2 separate regions of the Homo sapiens genome follow, and region 1 is linked to region 2. A link is a loop called in an ENCODE intact Hi-C map of the cell type or tissue named here. Cell type or tissue: Calu3. All regions are shown on one strand.

The links. A loop is a pair of places that touch in the nucleus more often than their neighbours do. Peaks named below come from ENCODE experiments on the same cell type or tissue, not always from the same donor. Only the 100,000 strongest peaks of a DNase experiment are listed, where the experiment ranks them.
Region 1: it touches region 2 in a loop (10-fold over the local background); 85 of 110 quality-filtered maps call a loop at or near these places.

What each region holds. Positions count from the first base shown.
Region 1 is chr7:85,552,283-85,557,282 of GRCh38, reverse strand. No RefSeq gene overlaps it. Among named protein-coding and RNA genes, the nearest start is that of LINC00972, 130 kb to the right of the region's middle. In Calu3, no CTCF peak of the experiment used is centred here; a DNase peak (open chromatin) is centred at 2,822.
Region 2 is chr7:85,039,168-85,044,167 of GRCh38, reverse strand. SEMA3D (semaphorin 3D) reads left to right here. Exons shown (of 19, transcript NM_001384900.1): 10 at 1,883-1,997; 11 at 3,426-3,495. Among named protein-coding and RNA genes, the nearest start is that of SEMA3D, 150 kb to the left of the region's middle. In Calu3, no CTCF peak of the experiment used is centred here; a DNase peak (open chromatin) is centred at 2,357.

The DNA.
Region 1 (5,000 bases), 510 kb before region 2:
GTCAAAATAATGGGGCTTCACATCTGAACACATGCGGTGATGGACAAAAAAAAAAAAAGAAAAATAATGGTAAATCTAAGATTGTATTTCTTCTAAGTAACTTAAAAATACTATTTTATTTTTAATATAAGCAAGCAGATGAGGAAAATAATAAAGTTGAGGAAATAATGAGATCACACTGAGTTTGGGTTATTGACTTTGCCCTACTGGAAGCCTTCTCTGATTTTGATCGACAAAACTCCCTACATTTTCCTGGGTTTCCTCAGCACTACGACATGTTTCAATCACATCATTTATCACATTGTGCTTGAAATAATGTGTACATAACCAATGGTGTGCTAGTGTCAACTTTTACAAATTTGCAAAAGCTAACTATGCACATTTCCTTCCCAATCCCTACTTCAATGACTTCAGTTTGGTAGCCTAAAACCTGTCATGGTGGGAGCATTAACACCAAAAATATTGGCAAATGCTTCAAATCAGGCTCTCTCTTTTCCCTGAAGAGGTGATTGCTAAACACCTGTCAGCATATCCCTATGTTTAACTTGTTTCTTCTTAGACTATAAGCTTTTTAAGAGCATAGCTTGGGCCTTACCCATACATGTACTCTCCTTGTGGTGCAAGTATGACAATGGATGGTGGTTTCATTGAATTTTTAAAAAATGTCTGTTGAATTAACAATCAGAGAAAAACATTCAACATAAGGTTGAAAATGTGGTTTGGAGTTTACTTTTGAGAACATAACATGAGCTATGTATGGACATGGTCATAGTTAACTTCGAGAAAAGAAGAAAATAACACATATGTGTAATGTGCCTTAAAGCTTGTGCAGCTATTTCATTTATATGTCAAAATTCAGGAGAAAAATCTTCTTAACATGGAATTTATTTATATTATAATAATCTTAGAGTCTACCAATATGTGGTTTATGGAACCATCTGGAGATCATGACAAAGGAGCTTTAACTTAGGTCCATTTGAACAAAAACAGCATCATATTATGTAGATAAGCATAATAGTAAGGTAGATGAAGTTTACCTCTGCTTCTCCCTTCAGGATCACACTGTCTTCTCAGTATTCTATGACACCTGATCATATGAAATAATATAAGTTATTTAAATGCACAACTCATAATACCTATAGATTTCTACAGAGAAATTCAATTTTAAGTGTATAAAGCTATGTTTACTTTGAATAAAGGAGTAGGCATCTAAAGGTGGGGTTTCAAATTAGTGAGCTAGGTAAAAGGATAATCAGAGCATAGGATTTCACTGGTCCTAAGCCTGACTACAGGTAGCTGGTCACTCTTTACATCATTTCATAAGATGAGGTACATCTGGACATACTAGAAAATTCAAGGTTCTAAATCATACTTGTTCCTTGATACAACCAAATTCCTTTATCCTAAAACAGCTCAACAACACAAAGAACAATTATATTGGCCAAATAAAAATTGAGCGCATTCAATAAAGCAAAACATTTTGTACTGTACTTTGTATTTATTTAAGTGATATATTTATTATCACTCTAAAGGCATAAAAATAAAATCATATTAGTTATAAATTTAACTGGTCATCTTTATTGAAAAGCAAATATGATATCCTGACTGTCCCAGAAAATAAAAAACATATGGTTACTATAAATATGATTAAGTCTTACTTTGTGCTTTTCAGCGCGGCATGGTGAAACAAATCAGGTTTCTCATCCTTCTAACATCATTTGTGTCTCTAAAATCTATGTAAATGGATACGCATTAGGGGACACCATTCAGAATTTAAGCGACAGTCTTTTCAAAAAATGAATTAATATGTCTTTTTTAGAAATTGCTTTGTCTTCTAAATATATGTTTTTAAAATGTCTTTGTTGTTTTATTAGTTATTAAATCACTAGAATCTACTTGGAAATGATTTCTTGTATTTGTATTAGGTAATAGCATAGGTATCATCATCCTAGACATGTTTTCAACATTTTTTCCTCCCTAATTTAAATCTATACTGCATAACTTTTTTGAAATGTCCACATAATTTTTCATTTTAGGCCTTTACTGATTGTGTGTACTATCATGACTACGTATTTTAATTGTTCAATTTTGTGTTTTTAAATAGCTGCCGGTCGTGTGTGTTTTCGTCACATAAAGCCCTTTATAATTAAGTGTAGGATCACAATTAGATTTATTGCAAAATAACAAAAATGTTTGCTGTTTTTAGAAAGTCACAATTTCCAATTTCTAAGTCAGCCAGTTTGGAGGACAAGTTTAATTTAACAATGACGTTGTCTAATATTTCACAATATTCAGTGATCTATTTATAATCCACTTATCAGCTTTGTGTCCTTGAATTCATCTTTAAGAAGGGGATTTTCCAGTAAATGCACCATAATGCTGCTGTAAGGATGGAAAGAGATAATTAATGTAGTTGGGATATAATACACCCTCCATATTAACAGCAGCTATAATTAAGAATGTCATATGTTTTTAACTTTAATTAATTTGTAAACTAAGTCATAAAAATGATAAAAAGACTGTTACAAATTACTTAGTCAGTGTATTTATAAAAAGTTGACCATATATTTCACTAGTATTGCTTGCTTTTGTTTCAAAAAGTTGATTCAATTAAACTACAAAACCCTGTATAAAAGCCTCCATTATCATCATAAGTATTCACTTGAATCTAGGTGTTGACACCAGTGCATTTCTCTAATTATTAACAGAAAGAATGATTAAAATCCAAAGCTGAGTCATTGGGCTTTTGAAACAACCAGTCCTTTGAAAAATCAGGATTTAGGACTTTTTGTGGGCTGATATTTACACAGTTACCAGCAGGTGGCAGTATGTATATGAAAGTGTGTCGTAAATAATGCAACTTGCAGGTTACTGGCTATTACTAACCAAGAGATGTGCATGCACTTAAAAACACTATTTACAGGGGAAATCATGGGTTTCTAACTGCTTTGAAATTCCTTGTTATTATCTTACCATGTCCCTCAAGGAAGACTATATGGTTGTCACTTGTGAACTGCATGAAATCTTAAATCTAGCCAAGGTCCAGCTTTCCAGGGAGGTCAGAGTTACTGGCTGACCTTGGCTTGACACTTCTCTGTCACTTATGATAATACAGCCTGTTTAACTATGAGATTTTCTAAGATACACTCTCATAAATAATTATTTGTTGAGGAGTTCTTCAGTCTGCACATATGCAGACAGTGCTATGCTGTGCCATCCATAGCAGACAGGGCTATATTGAAAACATGAATAAGAAAGGATGAAAATAAAAGCAGAGAAAAAAATTCTAATGTAGATTATTAAGACTTACTAAACGATAAAATTATATTTTTTTCAGCCAACTGGGAGAAAGTATAATCTTGTTGTAAAATTTAATATGGAAGTATATATGGAACTCCACATTTTTCTTTTTTTATCTTGCCACTCTTGTCTTTAAAACCTATGTATGAAGGTCAGAGGTCACTTATCATAGTAGTTCGCCCTCCCTGGTTTCCCTGGTCATGACTATGGCTTTTGCAGAAGATGTGTCAGCTAAATGGTGATAGAGATTTCTAGACCAGGCAGGGTTGGTAACTATCAGTGACTGAAAATATGGAGCACTGGTGAGTGGTGTGGAGAAGGCAAGAAGTACTTGAGGAAGCAGTGGCAATGGAGGAGGTCCTTGCTATTTACACTGAATTTATGAAAGTTTCCTTTTCCTTTTTTCTCCTAAGAAAAAGTACTTACCTGCATGTTTTTATATTATATCTTGCATATTTTGTTTAAAATATGAATATGCTTGTGTGCATCTGTGTAAATAGGCAAGGAGAGAGTAAAAAGGAAAGTGGCATTAAAAATTTATCATTTTCCCTGAAAATTTATTTTGCAGTTTAGAGTCATAAATATTTTGTGAATTCTTAACCTCAATGAAAATCTGAGATACAAAGCATTCTGAAAAAAACATGTAACTTACTTACTGATTCCTCTGTTCAAGAAAGAAGGCCATATAGTAGCTGTGTTTCTAGGTGTTTGAGGAACTACCACACTGTTCTCCATTGTGGCTGTACTAGTTTTCATTCCCACCAATAATGTATAAGAGTTCACTTTCCTCTGCATCCTTGCCAGCATTTTTTGTCTTTTTGATAATAGCTATTCTAAATGGAATGAGATGATACCTTATTGTGGTTTTGAATTGCGTTTCCCTGATGATTCGTGATGTTGAGTATTTTTGTAAATATTTTTTGGCCATTTGTATGCCTTCTTTTGAGAAATATCTGTTTACATCATTTGCCCATTTTTTAAAGTTTAACTTTTATTTTAAGTTCAGGTTTGTTATATTGGTAAACTTGTGCCATGTAGAGTTTGTTGTACAGATTATTTTGTCACCCAGGTATTAAGCCTAGAATTCTTTATCAATTTTTCCTGATCCTCTCCCTCCTCCTATCCTCCACCATCCAATAGGCCCCAGGGTGTGTTGTTCTCTTCTGTGTGTCCATGTATTCTCATCATATAGCTCCTACTTATAAGTGAGAACATGCAGTATTTGGTTTTCTGTTCAGTGTTAGTTTGATAAGGGTAATGACCCCCAGCTCCATCCATGTTTCTTCAAAAAGATATGATCTTGTTTTTTTATGGCTGCTTAATATTCCATGGTATATATGTATCATATTTTCTTTATCCAGTTTGTTATTGATGAACATTTAGGTTGATTCCATGTCTTAGATATTGTGACTAGTGCTACAATGAACACATGCTTGCATGTGTCTTTATGATAGAATGACTTATATTCTTTGGGTATATACCCAGTTATGGGATTGCTGGGTCGAATGGTATTTCCGTTTTTAGGTCTTTGAGGAATTGCCACACTGTCTTCCACAATGGTTGAACTAATTTACACTGTGACCAACCGTGTATAAGCATTCTTTACTCCACAACCTTGCCATCATCTGTTATTTTTTGACTTTTTAATAATAGCTATTCTGACTGGTGTGAGATGGTATCCCATTGGGGTTTTGATATGC
Region 2 (5,000 bases):
AAAGTTTCTAGATATTCAGACTTGAAACTTAACAGTTAACTTCTCATTAACTTTACAGAACATAGATTGAAGGATAAATGATTTTATATAATTTATACTTAAATATAAATAAATTATTGGAAAAGATGGCTTCAATAGTAATTTAAATAAATTAGTCTTATTATAAGCACAGCAGAGCTAGTTGGGTTAAATGAATGAAAAATCATGCTTATTCAGTGTTCACAGGTGTATTAGTCTGTTTTCACGCTTCTGATAAAGACATACTAGAAACTGGGGAATTTATTAAAAAAAATAGGTTTAATTGGACTCACAGTTTCACATGCCTGTGGAGGCCTCACATTCATAGCGGAAGGCAAGGAGGAGCAAGTCACATCTTACCTGGATGGCAGCAGGCAAGGAGAGCTTATGCAGGGCAACTCCTGTTTTTAAAACCATCAGATCTCGTGAGACCCATTCACTATCACGAGAACAGCATGGGAAAGACCCGCCTCCATAATTCAATCATCTCCCACAGAGTCCCTCCCACAACATGTGGGAATTATGGGAGCTACAAGATGAGATTTGGGTCGGGACACAGAGCCAAACCATATCAACAGGTATATATTAATTTAAAAATGAGGACATAAATTTTTATGCTGAATTATTGAATAGTGTAATTCTGTTTATCGTGTAATTGATTTAAGTGTTTATGTTTTACTAAATGCTTAAAGAACATTTTTAATGAACCATTTCAGAGTAAAAATAAAGTATGGAAAATATAGATAAATATTCTTTAAAAGATTTGTTTTTGTTTTTGTTTTGTTTGCTTTTGAGACAGGGTTTTGCTCTGCCACCCAGGCTGGAATCAGTGGCACAAACATGGCTCACTGCAGCCTCAACCCCCTGGGCTTAAGTGATCTTCCTCCTTCAGCCTCCTGAATAGCGGGGATTACAGGGACACCCCACCACACATGACTGAATTTTTAAAATTTTTGTAGAGATGAGATCCCACTATGTTGACCATACTGGTCTCGAACTACTGGGTTCAGCTGATCCTCCTGCCTCAGCCTCCCAAAGTGCTGTGATTATAGGCAAAAGGATGGTTTTTATATGTGTATTATTACGCATATGTTTATGTTGCATGGATGTTTAATTAGTAAGACATTAAATTTGGAAAAGACTTTTAAGCCTATAAAGAGACATATTGCTAAAGGTTGCAAATATTGTTTTTAATCCTATAAATAATATACAAGCCAGTACCAGCATTCATTGAACTCAAGTTGCCTGAGACTATGCTAAGCATTTTATAGACTTTTTTTCCCCATTTACTCATCAAACCAACCATATTTCAGCTGGGTTCAGTGGTATGCACCTGTAGTATCAGCTACTTAGGAGGCTAATGTGGAAGGATTACTTGAGCCCAGGAGTTTGAGGCAATGATCTTGCCTGTGAATAATTACTGCGCTCCAGCTTGGACAACATAGAAAGACTTCATCTCTGAAAAACAACAACAAAAATTAACTAACCGTATTTCAAGAGATTTATCATTTTTATCAGTGAGAAAACAGAGACTTAAAAAAAATAGTCTCTTGCAGGTCATGAAGCAAAAAATTGGCAGGTGGGATTTGATTTCAAGCTGCCTTTACCATTGCCTTGTATGCATCTACTCATCCAATAGAGCTGAACTGCTTGTATTTAATTCATTTAACTATGAGAAAAACATTTAATATTGAGGGCTAATACTGTCTTTTTCCTTATTTTAAAGTTCAAGGACTCAATATCTGGGTTCAGTGTCTTTGTAAACAATGACATCAATAAGACACTACCTGTAATAGCCACCAGTTTTAGTGAGTGGTAGAATTGTGTTGATAAATATTTATCTTTATTTTTTTTTTCATGTCAGAATGATGTAGGAGGACAACGCAGCCTGATAAACAAGTGGACGACTTTTCTTAAGGCCAGACTGATTTGCTCAATTCCTGGAAGTGATGGGGCAGATACTTACTTTGATGAGCTTCGTAAGTTCCTTCTTTCCTTCTTTCTTGGAAAGGCCTTACTGCCTAATTAAGTAACTTGGCATTTATTTCCCTTTGGCTCCAAATGCCTGATTAATTTTACCTGAGCAAACCTTACAGGAGTGGTTCTTACTAAAATTCACACGCAAAGTACACGGAAGTGCTCTAGGTCTGGGCACACGTCATAATGCAGTAACTCTTCTCTTTGTAAGAGTCCTCAAAGTAAGTGAAGGAAACAAAACTACAGCAAGACACAGAAAGGTGTGAGCTCTGGAACTACACAGTTCATCCATTCTCCATGCAGTCTTTCATTTTGAAAGGAGCCACCTTCTATAGGTAGGAAAATCTTGGATTCCTTATTCCACGGGTGCCCTCTGCTGGCAAGTACAGGAGATTTGGTGAACACTGTCCCTCCGACTTGTTAATGAAAGAATAATCAGAAGCAGTAGACAGCTTCTTCTATTTCACTTCTCCTCTTCACTCCCTCAAAAACTCCTTCCAAGTCCTACAATGATTTTTTTCTTTTTTGTTTATGTATAATGTTAGCATCATTAGCTTTTAGCTTCTTGAACTTGTTCTTATTTTTGCCATGTAATGTAAAAATGATAATCTATATCATGGAATTATTTCATCAGTATTGTGTATTTTCCAACTTAAAGTATACATTGAGTAATCGTGGATGACCTCTCCTATTGTATGTAAGCACATTCACATCTTAATCTTTTAAAGAATATTATTTGCACATAACTTACTGTCAATACGGCACTAATTTGGGGGTAGCTATTTTCTTATTGTTACCAAATAGGTAAATGAGGTCAGGTGTGGTGGCTCACACCTGAAATCCCAGCACTTTGGGAGGCCGAGGTGTTTGGACCACTTGAGGTCAGGAGTTTAAGACCAGCCTGGCCAACATGGCGAAACCCTATCTCTACTAAAAATAAAAAAAAAAATTAGCCGGGCTGGTGGTGGGCACCTGTAATCCTAGATACTAGGGAGGCTGAGGCAGGAGAATTGCTTGAACCCAGGAGGGAGAGGTTGCAGTGGGCAGAGATTGTGCCACTGCATTCCAGCCTGGGTGACACAGCAAGACTCCATCAAAAAAAAAAAAAAAGGCAAATTAATTACTAAGTTGACACAATTATAGGACAGAATTTTTTTACACTAGAGGGTAAAAATTACTTATTTTTTGGTTTATATTTTCTATGAAATCAGATTTCCAATTGGAAACTACCTTGGAGATTATCAATTGTACCATACCATACATAGTCATTGAGAAAAAACAATCTTATATTTGATTTCTCAAGGCATAATATAGTGCCTCTGTTAATCGTATAAACTGTTTAGATTTTCAGAGTTTCAGTTGTGTTATTAACAAAAAAGCAATGTAATACTGAAAAATAAGAGTAAATATTTATTTTTCCCCTTTAATAGAAGATATTTATTTACTCCCCACAAGAGATGAAAGAAATCCTGTAGTATATGGAGTCTTTACTACAACCAGGTATGTTCAACAAAATGCTTTTAATGCTTCAGAGAATTGTATATGTATGCAAGCCAATATAGTTATAGGATCTTTTTGTCCCTGCGTTTGTAGTAGCATATCGTAAACTTTTTTTTTCATTTTACCTTTTCACTTAGTGTTCCTTAAAAATCATTTAATATCAGTGTAAAAAATTCTTTTTTTTCTTTTTAAGCCAGTATAGCATTAGCTATAATGATTACCACAAGTTATTTAACCACTCCTCTGAACATGGACATTTCTGTTATTTCCAAATGCCTACTGTTGCATATAATGCTTCAGTGACTAAACTTGTGCATATACCTTCCCCATAGGAACAAACGTATCTGTGAGATAAAGTCCCAAAATAAATTTTCTGTGTATAAAAGGCATATGCAGGCTGGGCTCACCAGCTCACTCCTATAATCCCAGCACTTTGGGAGTCCAAGGGGAGGATGGCTTGAGCCCAGGAGTTCAAGACCAGCCTGGACAACATAGTGAGACCCAGTCTCTACAAAAAGTAAATAAAAAAATAGCTGGGCATGGAGGCACATGCCTGTAGTCCCAGCTACTCAGAAGGCTGAGGTCAGAGGATTGTTTAAGCCTGGAAGGTAGAGGCTGCAGTGAGCCATGATGGTACCACTGCACTCCAGCCTGGGTGACACAGCGAGACCCTGTCACCAAAAAAAAAAAAAAAAAAAAAAAAGTGTTTGCGTATATATTAATCATAGTAAGTATTTACATGATATGTGTTGTCATAGTGATAGTACTAAGGAAATACGTGGATAAATGGTTAAGTTCATTGGTAAGGCTATAATCATGAGATGGGACACTCTTAACCTTTAAAACATCATCACATGCTGTCCTATTATCATTTCCCAGTTACCCTACAAAGACAGGTGTGGCTGTTATGACTATTTCACTGCTTTACTAATTTAGGCAAAGAATGTTTTCATCACTTGCTCAAAGAGGAGCGGACTATTAGTAGTAAAAATAAAACTGAAAGTGAAGACAATTTCATGTTTTCTACTCCTGTATTTCTGTCTTCTTTTTGCATAATGCTTTCCTGTACTTATCATTGAGACCTTCCGACTTCCTTAAAAGTTGTACTAGCATCGGTGGGCACGATGGCTCATGCCTGTAAATCCCAGTACTTTGGGAGACCAAGGCGGGTGGATCATCTGAGGTCAGGAATTTGAGACCAGCCTCCCCAGCATGGTGAAACTCCATCTCTACTAAAAATACAAAAAATTAGCCAGGTGTGGTTGCGGGCGCCTGTAATCCTAGCTACTCAGGAGGCCGAGGCAGGAGAATCACTTGAACTTGAAAGGCGGAGGTTGCAGGTTGTGCCATTGCACTCCAGCCCCGGCAACAAGAGCAAAACTCTGTCTCAAACAAAACAAAACAAGTTGTACTAGCATCTGTGAAACTTTCTCAAAGAATATGGGGGCCCCACAGACTTAATTTTATTTAATATTCAGTAACTTAAATTTGACTATGTTCAAAGC